Linked DNA regions of Homo sapiens: region 1 is linked to region 2. A link is a contact called in ENCODE Hi-C or POLR2A ChIA-PET data. All regions are on one chromosome and are shown on one strand. Each heading gives the region's core, a stretch centred on a gene start or an enhancer-like site at or near the end of the contact. The rest is flanking DNA. Distances are from core to core; before and after follow the strand shown. Region 1 has its middle 34 kb from the start of TNIP3. Region 2 overlaps TNIP3 (TNFAIP3 interacting protein 3).

What was found. A loop is a pair of places that touch in the nucleus more often than their neighbours do. ChIA-PET counts read pairs that join two places held with the same protein, here RNA polymerase II (POLR2A). Pooled maps may share reads with other maps.
Region 1: a loop to region 2 is called in a map with no recorded cell type, with 6 times the contacts of the local background. The contact joins two enhancer-like sites. A Hi-C loop is called at or near these places in 1 of 168 maps with a recorded cell type or tissue (naive thymus-derived CD4-positive, alpha-beta T cell), 2 of 37 single-sample maps with no recorded cell type and 4 of 50 pooled maps. POLR2A ChIA-PET finds 5 or more read pairs at or near these places in 5 of 52 experiments (CD4-positive, alpha-beta T cell, T-cell, activated naive CD4-positive, alpha-beta T cell and 1 more).

What each region holds. Positions count from the first base shown.
Region 1 is chr4:121,194,446-121,201,748 of GRCh38, reverse strand. It overlaps a transcript of TNIP3 not described here. Among named protein-coding and RNA genes, the nearest start is that of TNIP3, 34 kb to the right of the region's middle. Within about 2 kb of position 1,333, at least 4 of the 41 ENCODE cell types and tissues checked have a DNase peak (open chromatin) inside an H3K27ac peak, as active enhancers do.
Region 2 is chr4:121,136,755-121,144,520 of GRCh38, reverse strand. TNIP3 (TNFAIP3 interacting protein 3) reads left to right here. Exons shown (of 11, transcript NM_024873.6): 8 at 1,745-1,795; 9 at 2,607-2,705; 10 at 5,837-5,897. Among named protein-coding and RNA genes, the nearest start is that of TNIP3, 24 kb to the left of the region's middle. Within about 2 kb of position 4,765, at least 3 of the 41 ENCODE cell types and tissues checked have a DNase peak (open chromatin) inside an H3K27ac peak, as active enhancers do.

The DNA of each region.
Region 1 (7,303 bases), core at 84-2,583, 61 kb before region 2:
ATAAATGAATATGTGTGTATTAATTAATATACAAATGAATGAGCTAAGTAATTGCCCAAATCATAGCTAGTTGGTTAATCTAGAATACAACTCTTCTGATTCCAGGTCCAGGGCTCTTCCCATCATGACACAAGCCTGGGAGAACAACATGCAGACATGTATTGCATGAAGCTAGATAGGCTTAGCTAGAAAACTCTTACAAACATTCTAGCTCTAAGTTTGCCTAAGGCAAAAATCATGATACTCATGCTGTAGAACCATATTTATGTCTTCTTAGAAAACCTATTGTCTTTTATTTTGGGAGTTTTGTTTTATTTTGAGACATACAATATAATGCTTAAAAACTAATTTTAAACACATGAGATACAAAACAATGCCTAGTAACAAGATGTTCCACTCTGGACCCTGCTGCTTTGTAAGAAGCCAGCCATTGACCACACGCCATCTTGCATAGAACGTCCTTGTGGTTTCTGCAGTAAGCCCTCCTGTGGTCCTTCCAAGCACTAAATAAAGCATCAGTATGGCCACTCAGTTGTCCCCTTTCATGGAACATTTGATTAGCATGTTTTCTGGACTTTCCTCATACCTCAAAACTTTCTTTCCTGCCCCCTACTCATCCAGACTCATCAGAAGCATCCATTTACATAGCTTAGAGTCCATTCATAAATTAATCATGGTTATTGCAGCCACCAAAGTTCCCCTTGACCTTCAACTCCTACTCTCTTCCCCAGCACACAGTTCCACTTTTGCTAATATTCAGAGTATCTTACCAAAAATTGACCTTTACTTTCACTCTCACCAAGCAGATCCAAAAAGCCAGTTTCACTTTGTGACACTTCCCTCCGGGTTTATTTCTACCCATGATAAGTGATTTTCCAGTACAGTTTTGTTTGTTCTCTTAACAGAGCCTGAACAGAGGACTTGAAATGGCCAGCTGAGCTGGGGTTCCAGAAATCTGCTGGATAAAAAGGAACAAAAAGCTCTCTGAGGAAATTAAAACAAAAATAAACAACAACAAAGAATCTGTTGAAAAAAAGGTAGCCAAGGTGCCTGATTACTGGCAGTAACTCCAGGATCATTAAACCAATAGCTTTGGCATTAAGTGTTTGCAACAGTTCTCTTTGAACTAGATTGTTCTATCATAGGAAAAGACAGCAGTTTGTTGGTGGTTACTAAAAGCACCACAGGAGCCCACTGGTCAGGGTATGTGTGCTCGGGGGTCTCTATGAATCCAGAGACTGCCAGGGACCCCACAGCTGCCAACTGTCAAAGCTCTGCGTAAAGATGAAAAACGTTGCTCAGAAGTGTGGAAAACCCCCTGAGCCTGACAAGTTCTAACTAGGTACAGTTTTGAGACATTGTGTCTAAATAAAGTCTACTGAGGGCCCTACTATAAAGTTTTTGAGAAATCTTGGACTGTAAATATTCCTCTTCTTAGTGGATTATGCAAAAGGGAATTTGTAATTTTGTAGCATCTCTGTCGAAACTCTTCTGCAGTTGTCTCGGTGAACCCATTGTTCAGCATTCTCAGGGGTGGTTGGTGTTACCTATTTGGGTGAGAACCAAGGCAAGAGGAAGCTCCCTTAGCATGTCTGTGCCCATGTGGGGGCAGTAAAGGAACCCAGTGAACGTGGTCACAGTGTTGCAACACACAAAAGAAAGAAATGCCAAATGCCATCTCAATATTGACAGGTAAGGGCTCTGCCTCTGACCGTGGTTTTTGAGGGGATGCAGTTCCCAGGACAATGCTAGCTTGTGTAGTGCCTTTGTGTAATTGAGAAAAAAGCACCCTTTCTTCTGGGCATATGCAGCCCCACACGAGGTGTCTTGGCTGGGCAAGTAGAGAATGGGCTGTATCCCAGCCTTCGCTCCTAAGCCATGTGCTGTTACACAGCAACCTACACAACCGTCCTCAGGTACCTACCCTGACAAGTTACCTACTCTGATGCCACTTGAAAAGATTAGGCTTCCTTGGTTTCCTTTCTTATCTGAGGGTACCAAAAGAATGATGCCTCTATTCTGGGCATTGTGAATTTGTGTTTACATGATCAGCTTTCTCTTCTCCAGGCCATTCTTCTCAGGCTGTTGAAGCTTGGTGCACACACTATTCTTAATTCCATTGAAGAATAGAGGAATGTGGGAGATAAAGATCAATTCAGTGATAAGCTTAATCTCAGATCTCTCAGCTTGTCATGGGTTGAAATCTTTAATCAATGGTTCCCAGGTGTCACTTCCTCCTCCCATTCATCGATCCCTGCTCATAACCAGGGCCTTTGAAGACCTTGTTTTTCCTGCCCATCTACCTCTGCCAGAAAGGAGTATTTCTGGGCTAGAAACATAGTAATATTGTTTTCTTATAGACCTCATGTCCGACTTCTTTTAAGTGCAAACTGCTGTCTAAGTAACAACTAGCTTTATAGGATATCTTGAAGCTTAGTGTGCTGTAGATATTATCAGTATTTTACTAACAGTTTCCCAGCTCTAGCATCCATCCCTTCCTGGTTCCCTGAAGTTGTATCGCCACCATTTCCATGAGTGTGTCCCAGGTTTCCCTAAATTTTCTGGTTTTGTTTTTTGTTTTGCTTTGTTTTTTGTTTTGAATTATCTATCCACTCTCTCTCCTTGCTCAGTGCTTTCAGCTGGACCTGCCATGTCACATCTGAGTTTTCTCAAGTCCCTTTGTTTGTTTGGTTGGTTTTAGGATTTCACTAAACTTCCTCTTAATTGTTTACAACTTTGTGACTCTGGCCATCAAAGAGGATCTATACCCTTTTCAAAGATGTCTTTTAAAGGTTTACATGTTAAAGGCAGTCTCTTTCTCATTATCCTCTCTAATTCTTCATTTTTATTTAAAAATTTTAAATACCTCAGAGCTATATGTATATTTTATGACAGCTCAGGCCATCATTACTTTGAAAGAACAGCTTGTTCTCATAACGTATTCCATGATTTTGTTAACACTGTCTTTGAACTTATATTTTCCAGACACATAAACCAACTTTTAAAAATTTTGCCTTAAGGCAACCCATCTTCTTGATCAGTTGAGTTGGCCTTCACTAGATCTTTCAAGCCATGTTTATTAAGGAACTTGAGGGTAAATTCACTATAAGTTTGTTTAGAGGCAAAATAATGCTATAGTTTTTGTTTTTAACAGAAACCTTGAAATGTAAGCTCCATGAAAACAGGGATTTTTTTCTGTTTTGTTCATTGACATAATATGCTCACCACTAAGAAATGCATCTGGCCCATAATAGGTGCTCAGTTGTTATTTGCCAAATGAATGATAAAATCTAGTCATTGAGAAATTTTGCACTGTAGCTCTGTGAGAATGATTTCATAAGCAAACAATCTAAATGCCTTGTAAACCTCTTTGCACCAGAAAGTTTATGCTATATATATCAAATCCATATGTTTTGGGTTATTTTCTTCTCTAAATGCAATTCTTTACAATGAAGGTCATGTGCTACTTTTCAGCCTATTCCTATAAATTTGTGCATTTTCTCTGTAGCTTATTCCTTTTGCTTTAGCATTTTGGTTTGAAAAGTCCTAAAAATGTCATTGCTTACTTTCTCTTACAAGTAATTTCTAAAAAAAAAAAAAACAAGAATGAAACTTCTCCTAGCCAAGGTCCTTAAGAAAGAACAAATATTTATACTCACCCAGAAACACATCTATTATCCGCATCCTCTAGTTCTTTTCTAGGATCTATTTTTAAAAACATGATGAACATTTTCATAGTTACTCAATATTTAAAATTGCCTTTGCCTGTAATATCAGTGAATCTTTCACATGTGTATTTATTCAGTCAAGCAAGATTCGTCATTACAGAAACTTTTCTTTCCATAGCGCAAAACACTTGAATAGTAGTGAATCTATACCATGACATTCCATTGCTCACTGATAAGGACTTTGACTTTCTTATACGGCTCTCCTTATTAACAAGAATAATACCAACAATCTTCATTTCTCTTTCATGGTGGCTAATGTATTTTGAGGAGGATTTCTAAATTTGCCCCCAAATTGCTTCAGAATTCTTGGGTAATTCCCAGTTTTTTGTTTATGTTTAGTTTTCCAGCTAGGTTTGGAATAGATTTACATGTTAAAGATAATCTCTTTCTCATTACTCTCTTCGATTCTTCATTTTTATCTAAAAAATTTAAATACTTCAAATGTGTATTTTAGCTTGAACTTAGGTGTTCTTTTTTTTTTTTTTTTTTGAGACAGAGTCTCGCTCTGTCACCCAGGCTGGAGTGCAGTGGCCTGATCTCGGCTTACTGCAATCTCTACTCCGCCACCAAGCTCAAGCGATTCCCCTGCCTCAGCCTCCCAAGTAGCTGGGACTACAGGCACCCGCCACCACGCCCAGCTAATTTTTGTATTTTTAGCAGAGAAGGTGTTTCACCATGTTGGCCAGGCTGGTCTCGAACTCCTGACGTCAGGTGATCCACCCGCTTCAGCTTCCCAAAACGCTGGGATTATAGGCATGAGCTGCTGTGCCCGGCAGGACTTAGGTGTTCTTAAAGAGAGCATTCATGTAAGAACATCCAAAGTCTTTAACAGTAAAGCTAAACAACAAGTTTCTTAACTCTTAGCAGCCATCTGCTTGTAATTTATGAGTACAACTTTTATATTGCACTGATAAATAGCCCACTGCTTTCTAGTTGATTTTTTCCCATTTTTGATGTATTTAACACATTGTATTTTTTAAGTTCATTAAGACTTTGAGTCAAGTCTATTTGTGTTTGTTCTTGAATGCTTTAAACTGAATTCTTATTCTACCCATGGTTCTTTGAGTAAAAGAAGGAGAATTTTATTTCTTACATTTTTTTAATGACTGATAAAACACTAATCAGAAAAAATAAAATATAAAACAGTATGTATCTCTAATCTCAATTTTAAAAATACGTATATAAATCGAAAGAAAATAGAAGCAAATCTATCATAATTTTATTTTAAATTTTCTACGTTGAAATTGTATTATTATAACAATTATTATAAAAACCTTTATACAGAAGATTAAAGTACTTGCTTTTTCTATTTATTTATTTATTCAGCATTTGTTGAGCCTTTGCTAAATATTTATAGTTATCTTTGGTATTAATGTATATTACTAAGCAATTGTTAATTTTTTTCATCTTCAAAGCTGTATATACTTTATATCTCAGGTAATTTGTAATTCCATTAAAAAAAATGTGACAAATTCTTTGGTTTTCCAAACTGGGAATTTCACATTTAATTGTTATGATTTCTATTACATAGTCAACCACACAAAATTGCTTCCTATACCAATTCCAGAATTTTAGCTCTTTAGAGCCAAATATTATATTCGTCGATTTATTTTCTAACTTAAAAAAAACCTATACTTGTTACAGGAAAAAACTTATTAAAAAGACCTACCTCTACCATTATCACTAGTTGATCTGTCTTAATTCTTTACCTTTAGCAATTTACAAACACAGGTTTAAAATGGATTTTTATCACAGTATTAGTTTTAGACACAAAAGCTATAAAAAGAAAGTATTGTAGACCTTGTCAATTTATTTCTGAGTACAGAAAATGGATCATTTATTCCTAAGTAAATGCAGTGGTTAAGAGCTCACCGTGAGCAAATTACTTAATCTCTGTGAGTCTCAGTTCCCTCAACTCTAAGAACAGGGAGACAGTTTCCACCTTAAAAAGGCCTTCTGAAGACTTAATAAAATCAAGCGTGTGGTGTTTAATGCAGTGCCTGGCTCCATGAATCCTGCCATCACTGTGACTAGTCTGGGCAGGAGGTCTGTTTGTTTGTATGTATTTCTACAAGCATCAGCAACGTGAGTGTAAATGTCATTTATTTAGCAGAATGCTACTGTTTCCCATTCATCCTGTCATCACTCACAAAACCAGTTCACTTCACTCCCTGCTGGTCCTTGTTCTTACTACCAAATGCTATCAGCCCTGGTCAGTTTATTTCTGAAATGCCAGCTATAGTCAGGCTTGCCATTGCTGCCAAGTAATCTAACTTACCCAGTTTTAGGAATTTGTCTTCTAGCCTTTGTATAGCTGCATTACTACAAATACTAGATTTGCTTTTATGTCAATCATATAAAGAGGATTATGAAGAACAACAAATAATTTTATTCCAAACAATTTTAATACAAATAACTTTTAATTTCCTGGTCTCCACATTGTCATGACCCTTGTTAATTCCCATCTGAATTCGATTGTTTGACATGTTATAATAAACAAAGAGTACCCAATGTTTTTGACATTTCACCTGTGAAAAAATGGTCCACTCTCTATAATCAGAAATAAATAAACAAGGTCCATAATACTTGGGTTTTATAACTTTTCTAGCCAAAGGTAATGCTGTGATATAATTCCATTTTAATCTATGTGATGCTGTCTGATGTCAAGGCTCATACCACTGTTGTTTAAAGAATAATTTTAAAAATTCCCTTATATGCACATTTCTTCCTTCTATAATCCCATCTGAAATTATGAGCATATAGACAGTTGATTTTGAAGGTGTATGGGGGTTACTCAAAGACGTTTTTAAAAAATATTTATTGACTTAATTAAGAAGTTTTTTTTTTGTTTTGTTTTGTTTGCTTTTTCACCCAGGCTGCACTGCAGTGAAGTGGCACAATCTTGGCTTACTGCAACCTCTGCTTCCGGGGTTCAAGCAATTCTCCTGCCTCAGCCTCCTGAGTAGCTGGGATTACAGCCACCTGCCACCATGCCAGGCTAATTTTTGTAATTTTAGTAGAGATAGGGTTTTGCCATGTTGACCAGGCTGGTCTCGAACTCCTGACCTCAGGTGATCCGCCCACCTTGGCTTCCCAGAGTGCTAGTATTACAGGCGTGAGCCACTCTACCCTGCTGAGAAGAAGTCTGTGTGTGTGTGTACTTTTTTTTTTCTATTGTTCATGGATATTAGCACTCACTCATATTTCCAAAAGCAAGTTTCTATAATCTGAGGATTCCAACAGAGCCTATTTGTTTATTATGAGAAGTCCACAGGGAGGTGAAATGCCAGCCATTAAATAGAGCAAAGATGAAGACACTCAAGGTTTAGGGGTTTTGTTTATTTTGTGTTTTTTACTATTTGAACTTTAAATATTATGATGGGAGTATTTCATTTCATTTTCTAGAATCCTTGGGCTAGAATACGCCATCGCAGTAATATGATGCACACAAATGCTCTTCCTCCACATCCTTTTAGAAAAACAAAACAAAAACTAAATCATCTTAGTTGCTTTGGTTTGCACTAATTTCGTAAACCCCAAGAAAGATTTATTGGTCTGCATCTTAGTTCCTGCTA
Region 2 (7,766 bases), core at 3,516-6,015:
CTGAGGCAGGAGAATCACTTGAACCCAGGAGGCAGAGGTTGCAGTGAGCCGAGATTGGGCCACTGCATTCCAGTCTGGGCAACAGAGTGGGATTCTGTCTCAAAAAGAAAAGAAAAAAACAAAAAAACGCTTTAGAAAACATTTAGCTCAAGTCAAGTCATGGCTCAGAGGTATTTTATAAATTATTTTAGTCTATTAGAAGAGGGGGCATGTTTAATAGTTTCATTTAGTTTATAATTAGCATGGTACTTTCAGTTCTTTGTAATCTAATTTTGATGCTTTCTTTTTGCAAGGCATTCTGCTATATGCTGTGAGAAAACGAAAACTGGTTCTTGCTAGTAAATAACTCACAATATAGTAAAAGAGACATGTACAGTCTATCCTCATCATCACAAATTCTGCATATGTGAATTTCCCTACTGACTAAAATGCATTTGTCATCCCCAAATCAATACTTGTGGTGCTTTGTGATACATCCTTACATATGAGCAGAGCAGCAAAGTTGTTTCCTGACATATACACATTCCTAGTGTTCTTTTTGTGATCTATTTAGTGCCATGTTTCCTGCATTTTTGTGCTATTTGTTGGTGATTTCATGGTTTAGAATGGCCCACACGTATATGCTGTCATGCTCTCTAGTATTCCTAAGCATGAAGGATGTGATGTGCCTTATAGAGAAAAAGTGTGTTAGAGAAGCTTCATTAAGACATGTTATAGTACTCTTGACCATGACTTCAGAGTTAATCAACAATACATATTAAATAAGTTGTCTTTAATCAGAAACACACATGAAACAAAGTTATGTATTGATCCATTGACACAAATGTTGTGACAAGAGGCTAGCAGAAACTTAACCCAACATTTCTCCTAGGAGCAGTGGTTCAATATTCACTAATTCAGTGTCCGTGGTGACTTTATGGAATATGACCACCACAAGCAGCAAGAATTGCCTGTAAATAGTACACATTGGTCTAAAAAATCACACAGTAAATATACAACACTACATAAGAGGACAGAATAATTCTGATAAGTGGGACTTGGAAAGGTATCATTCAGAAGGGGATATTTGACCATCCCTTATGGGAATGTGGGACATGGAGTGTAGGAATGACAATGATGTGAATGAACAGTCAAGGAAAAGCCAGCTTTCTCTAAATGTGTCTTAAGTTAAGGGAACCCAGGGTAGGTGATTCATCTAGATGAGGCTGGGCCTTAAGTAGTGAGAAGCTGTGGGATATAGCAGTGTGACTTTGAACAAGTTACTCAGAATCTTATGTCTTAGTGTTCTCATCTATAAAATTGAGATAGTATTAAGTATCACATAGAGGGATTGGGAGAATTCAGTGAGTTATTGCATGTAAAAAATTTAGATAAGTTTCTGACATGGATTAAGTGCATATATAACTTCTAACGTTTATTGTGGAAGCCTTTGAATGTCAGGTTGACAATTCCAATGTCATTCAGTAAGCAATGGAAATTGTTTCTATATCTGTATCTAAATAGATCTACCTAAAACAGAATTGTAATGGCCTCAAAAAACTGGAATAGCAATTTAAAACTATCACATTTTTCAAACTGCAACTGGAAATTTTAAGAATCAATGCATGTCTGCAAAAACCAACTTGTGGCTATTTTTGTTGGTATTACTGCTGTCAATGCCTGACACTTGAGTAGGTCAAGAGTGGCTTGGGAATTAATGATTTTAACTTGTCTTGATTAACAAATGCCTTTGTTTTGTCTTTAGATAAAAGCTTGTCAGATGGAGAAAGAAAAACTAGAAAAGCAATTAAAACAGGTATGTTGATCTAATTTTCACGCATACATTTATTCCCATGTACAGCATTTCTCATTGTCCCAATTAAAGACATGTTCAAGCTCTGCTACAGGTGACCTACAACAACCCATGCTTTTCATTACTGACTACACCATCAACGGATAGACAGTGCTTAGGCACCACCAAGGCCTTTCAACCCTAACACTCATAGAAAGCATATGCTTTATAGAGCATGTTACCAGTAGCACAAGTCTTAGTGCTCCTTAGACCCACAAGCACCTGGAAATAGATTTCATTGGTATTTCATGCAGTTGCTGACACAATTAACAGTAGAAAACTAAATCAAATACTGCCTCTTTTGAAAAAATAACATGCCTTCTTGAGCACTGAAGCATTCTATCCCATGGGTTCTCTAATAGCCTTAAATAATGAATATTATTTGTCCTAATTCCTAATTTCCTTTCTGGATTTTAGTTTTCCCTGGCTACAATTTAAGAAAACCTATTTTATGACTCAATGAATAGATTTTCTTCATTGAGGGCCCTCAATAAAGATAACTCAAAAACATAAAGTTAACTCTATATACTTTTCAAGTGTGTCTAATTTCTTCAAAATGGGGAAATGATTATAGTTTCACCTTAGGTAAAACTTGACCTGTGAGCCTCGTTTGTATTGGTCCTGAGTCTATTGACATGTTTACTATTTTGAGTTATAATTATGCCAGATTAAGTGGAACCTTAAGATTGAAACCAAACCTTTTGTATAAAGCAATGTCACTGCAACTCCTCAGTCTCTCCCACTGGTAGTGACCCCACAGTTTTGTTCTCCTCAGATGTATTGCCCACCCTGTAACTGCGGCTTGGTTTTCCACCTGCAAGATCCATGGGTACCAACAGGCCCTGGAGCTGTGCAGAAGCAACGGGAGCACCCAGTAAGTAAGAGTGCATTTGAAAAAGTGCTTAGTATACTGTTTTGGTAGAAATTATGTGCATCTCTGGAATTTCAGCACATTATATTATCTACAGCAAGAGCCTCTGTTTTCTCTCAGCCTCTAACTTGCAAAGTTGGAGTGGTCAATGTACACTAGAATTATCTTTGGGACACTGAATCCATAGGACACATAGATACGAATAAATTAACTGAAAGGTATTAAATTGGGAATAATTCCTTGAACAACATATAACATTTTCAATTGGCATACTTCATTCTACCCAAAGGACATTTTCTGTATAAAGTGTATTTATGTATAAAGGAAAGTGGATATGGCAAAACAAGAAAAATGAGATGCTTTTGTTCGGTTGTAAATTTATATTGAACTACTATGGATATTGCTACATATGTGCAAAATAGATTTTGACATTTTCCAATTGAAAGGATTTTCTTAAAGGATCCAAGAAAAAGTGACCCACTTAAGTTGTTCTCCATGGCTGTGTCTTCCCAGACAAAATGAAATGCAGAGTTGAGCAATTATTTGTGAGGGGAATTGATTTGGACAGTCAACCTGAATTAGTGAGGCCCAAAGCACCCTTTTTTTCCTTCTCAATAGCAGTATTCCACCTACCCTCCTCTACTTTTTATTTTGCCTACATAGATAGAAATTTATCCAGGAAAAAAATATGCATTTTCTGCATTTTGGATTTACCCAGACAAATCCCGCTACCCTTTAGGTTTGATTAATTGTGTTTCTCATGATGAAAAAATCTAAGATTTTTAACTGGGATTTTCCTACCAGAATGCTTACAGAGAACATGATTCTCTTGGCTTCCTGAAAGTTCTCATACTTTTGTTCGAGTGTGACTCAAAACCCTTTTCCCAAGGGAGGAGATAATGACTCTTTGGGTGGCTGAAGGAATGTGAGGATTTAATGAGCATCTCTTATTTGACCCTGGTATGACACAGCACACCGCTAAGAATTGAGTCTTTTCATGTTATTGCGGGTTGCTAGTTCTGTCTGCTCTCCCTCCCCCTTTTCCTTTTTTTTCTTTACCTGTTTGCTTACTTTTCAGTCTTTACCAATAACATTAAATTTTTTTTTCAAGAATGTAGAAGTCAACTCAGATTGTGAGAAACATAAAGAGAAATTTACTGTAGGAGTGAATTAACCTATAGGAGTTGGCTTCTACAGGTTGGGGGATTGGAGAAATATTCTTATGAAAGGTTAACTATAAAACCAATCAGTCATTCACATTTACCTAGGAGTACAAATTATTGTTTCAGTCAAATATTTCTTTATGGAAAGAAGGAAGGAATTCACCTACTATAGCTCATCAAACAGTCCATGTCAATTAAAAAAGGCAAGGCAGTCCAGGTCACATAAAATTGTCACCAAATAAAGGCCTATATTTGAAAAAGGACTCCAAGCCATGTAGAATGGCCTACATTTTCTTTCTTTTTTTCTTTTTTCTTTTTTTTTGAGAAGGCATCTCGCTCTGTCATCCAGGCTGTAGTGCAGTGGTGCGATCTTGGCTCACTGCAACCTGTACCTCCTGGGTTCAGGCAATTCTCCTGCCTCAGCCTCCCGACTGGCTGGGACTACAGGCACACACCACCACACGTGGCTAATTTTTGTAATTTTAGCGGAGATGGGGTTTCACCATATTGCCCAGGCTGGTCTCAAACTCCTGACCTCATGATCCGCCCACCTTGGCCTCCCAAAGTGCTGAGATTACAGGCATGAGCCACTGCGCCTGGCCAGAATGGCCTACATTTTCAAGCAGTAGTCAGATGAAAAAAATCTCAGCATAACAGTAGAGTTTACAACCAAATCCTCAAAGTTAATTTAAAAATAATATTTCATGTTTCTTGTCTATATCGAAGGCTGAATTAAGTCACATGCTATAGTGTTGGTAACATTACAGGATATTTACCTTCTCTTGGCAACTCTCCTGGAATATAAAACTGAGGCTCACGTCACTTATCCTATGTGTTATTTGAGACATCTAAAAATAAACGAGAAGATAAAAAACAGAGGTGATCTCATTTCCTCTTCTAGCTTTTTCATAAGCCAGAGGAGCCAAGGGCCTAGGTGTCTAGAGTAGGGGTACAGTGGGGTCAAACTGCACTAAAAGCAGCATTTCTCAGTGTCTTATTGAGTAATTGAACTTTCTGGGCTACTTTCAGTGGTCTGGCAGCCTTGTAAATGCTCTCTGTTGGCTCATGTTAGAAAAATTTTCCTCAAGTTATTTTTAGGAGATAATTGAATTACAGAACAACAAAAAAATCTATATTCTCTGTGTCTTGTGGAGAAGTAGGAGGCAGGGGTGAGCATTCAGAGCAGAAAGACAGACCTGCTTTGTGGGCAGGTAAAGCTGAGATTGCTCCATTCCTAAGCGTTAAATACAGAGGTGCTGGCCTTGGAGATATCTTGATGATTCAGGCCTATGGGTTTACTATTTATTCAATGCAATTTGTTCGACATTCAATATCTAGCTGTTCTTAACTGGTGTAAACCTAGGAGAAAATCCCAAGAGAAAAATCTTGTCTCTGTAGACTAAACTATATGAGCAATTTAGAGGATAGGTTCTGCTGGATCGGTTCTTCACAACAGCAAAAAGGGAAAGATTTGCCCTGCTTCACCATCCTGAACTTCTGTCAATGCCAAATCCCCATTTAATAGCTTAAATTTCTTCCTTAAACCATTAGAAAACTTGTATTAAACTTTTTTTCCTGGCCTTCTCATTGCCTCTAGTGTGAGGGTCTCAAAAAGAGTATTTGTTGATGCTAAGTTGCTTTGTTTTATTGATGGGCTGTAGTAAGTTTTACAAGTGTTTATACTTCTGCAGATATTCAAAACACATCTGTTTCAAAAAAAGAAAGAAAATATGTCACAACCTCAAAGTGGTAGAAATTCTGGCCAAACACAGAGTGGATTTAAGAGGGGGTAGGGAGAGATGATGGCAGTGATGGGGGGTAAGCAGGATGAGTGAGGTTGGCAATAGGTTTGGATAGAAATTACTTTTGTGTTGCCTGCTTAATAAAAGCCACATAGCCTAATTGTATTTTTGACATGCCACTATATTTGAAGTCCATATTGCTATAATAATGTTGTATTGTTCCACACAGCCAGACTATCAGTGGTATGCTCTTGACCAGCTTCCGCCAGATGTACAACACAAGGCAAATGGTGAGACCACAGCTGTATTGAGCATTCTTTCATGTTTACATCTTAATGGGATCTTTTGGGGATGTTTACTCAACATACATTCATTCGTACTTGGGGAGGACTTACTATAAAGTTGTGTTACATACATAACTTTAATTTGATGCACCTGGGGTTAAATTGAACTCCTTAAGACAAAGAAAATGTGCGAATGCAGAAATGCATGAACCTCAATTCTGGCTTCTGTTCCTTTTTCAGTCTCAGAGTCAGAATTCCATCTGGGGTTAGAAATGAAAACTGTAAGCAGAGCTGTATTATAACAACAACAAAGCTCTGCAATTGTACTACAAAGCACAGATGCACACCCACTATTCCAGGTTGAGTTTGCTAGACAGATGTTTTAAATGTCACTGGCAGACAGACAGAGGAAACCAAAGGCTCGGAACTGTGTTCCCTTATGACTAAATGTCAGACTCCAAGGCAGGGCTCTTAGTTTAGGCCAGGGTTGCCCACAACGCCCACCTCAAAGTATGCTGGGGAAAACTAAAAGTCACTTATGAAGTACTCACAACTAAGAGTACTTTTTTAAATCTTATTTTTTATTGATTTAACATTTTCTGTTTTCTTTCTAGAATCTGCTATACTTTCTACTGCTTGTTTCTATGGTCTTGTGAGGCCACCCAGAAGCGGGCTGTATAAACTGAGCTATAATCAAAATCCCACTTCTATTCTCATCAAGTATACATAATCAAAAGTTAGAAATGTCTGCTACATGTTTAAAGTCTCATATGACACACACCTGGGACTCTAACTTGTTAATTTCCAAAGATTTGAATCTATCTAAAAATGCTGAAGATGAGCTATGTAGTCTAATTTCAGGCCATTCTTGAAATTTGATCTCGTTTGAAGTCAGAGCTGAGATCACAGAAATCTAGTTTTTAATACAAGGAGTCTGTTATGGAGTGTAAATAGGGAGTCAGGGACACCACATGTAGTTTTGCAGGTTGTGAACTTTACAAGTCTGAGGGGCTCATCATGGTACTCTATGTGAATGGAGCCTGCTGAAGTACAATACGCAATCTGGACAGCTGTACACAGCAGCAATGGGAGTGACAAAGGCCATAGATTACAACAGCATCATAGAAAAGAAATATGAAATGTGAGAATTCCATAATAAAATATCCAGGTATTTATCAAAACACTATAGGACTCTCTTTTTTCTTTGCTTTCTACTACAAATATAGCCAGTGGTTTTAATGAAGTTCTTGAGTTCCAACAATAATGGAGTTGTTTTATTAGAAAGGCATACCATTAACCGGAATGTGTGTTGCATAATATATGCAATTTTAAAATCTATTATGGTATAATAACAGAATTGCTACCCAATTATAATTTTCCATTTTATATTGCTCTGGAATGACTATTAAAGATATTTTCTTTCTGAATTGGAGTTTAATAACTGGAAAATAAAATTACTTAGTACAGAATTTAGTAATACCATAAGGTCATTTATATATCATTATTAGATTCTTGCTGGACCAATATTACACAAGCTAATGATTACATAAAATAGAAATGAATTGTGATGACATTCAGAAACTAAATAGAATATGCAATAATGAAATGTTGTAGTCAGTGTATGAGACTTACTGATTTTTGTCTAGCTAGGAAAAATGTAGTGAGCTTTGTGATGTATAAACATACCATGTAACAGTGTCTACAGATGTAAAACTACAACAAAAAAATCTCCATGATGTACCAACCTAAGCTTTTTTTTTTTTTTTTTTTTTCGGAGACAGTCTTACTCTGTCACCCAGGCTGGAGTAGTGCACTGGTGTGATCATAGCTCACTGTACCCTTAAACTCCTGGGCTCAAGAAATCATCCCACCTCA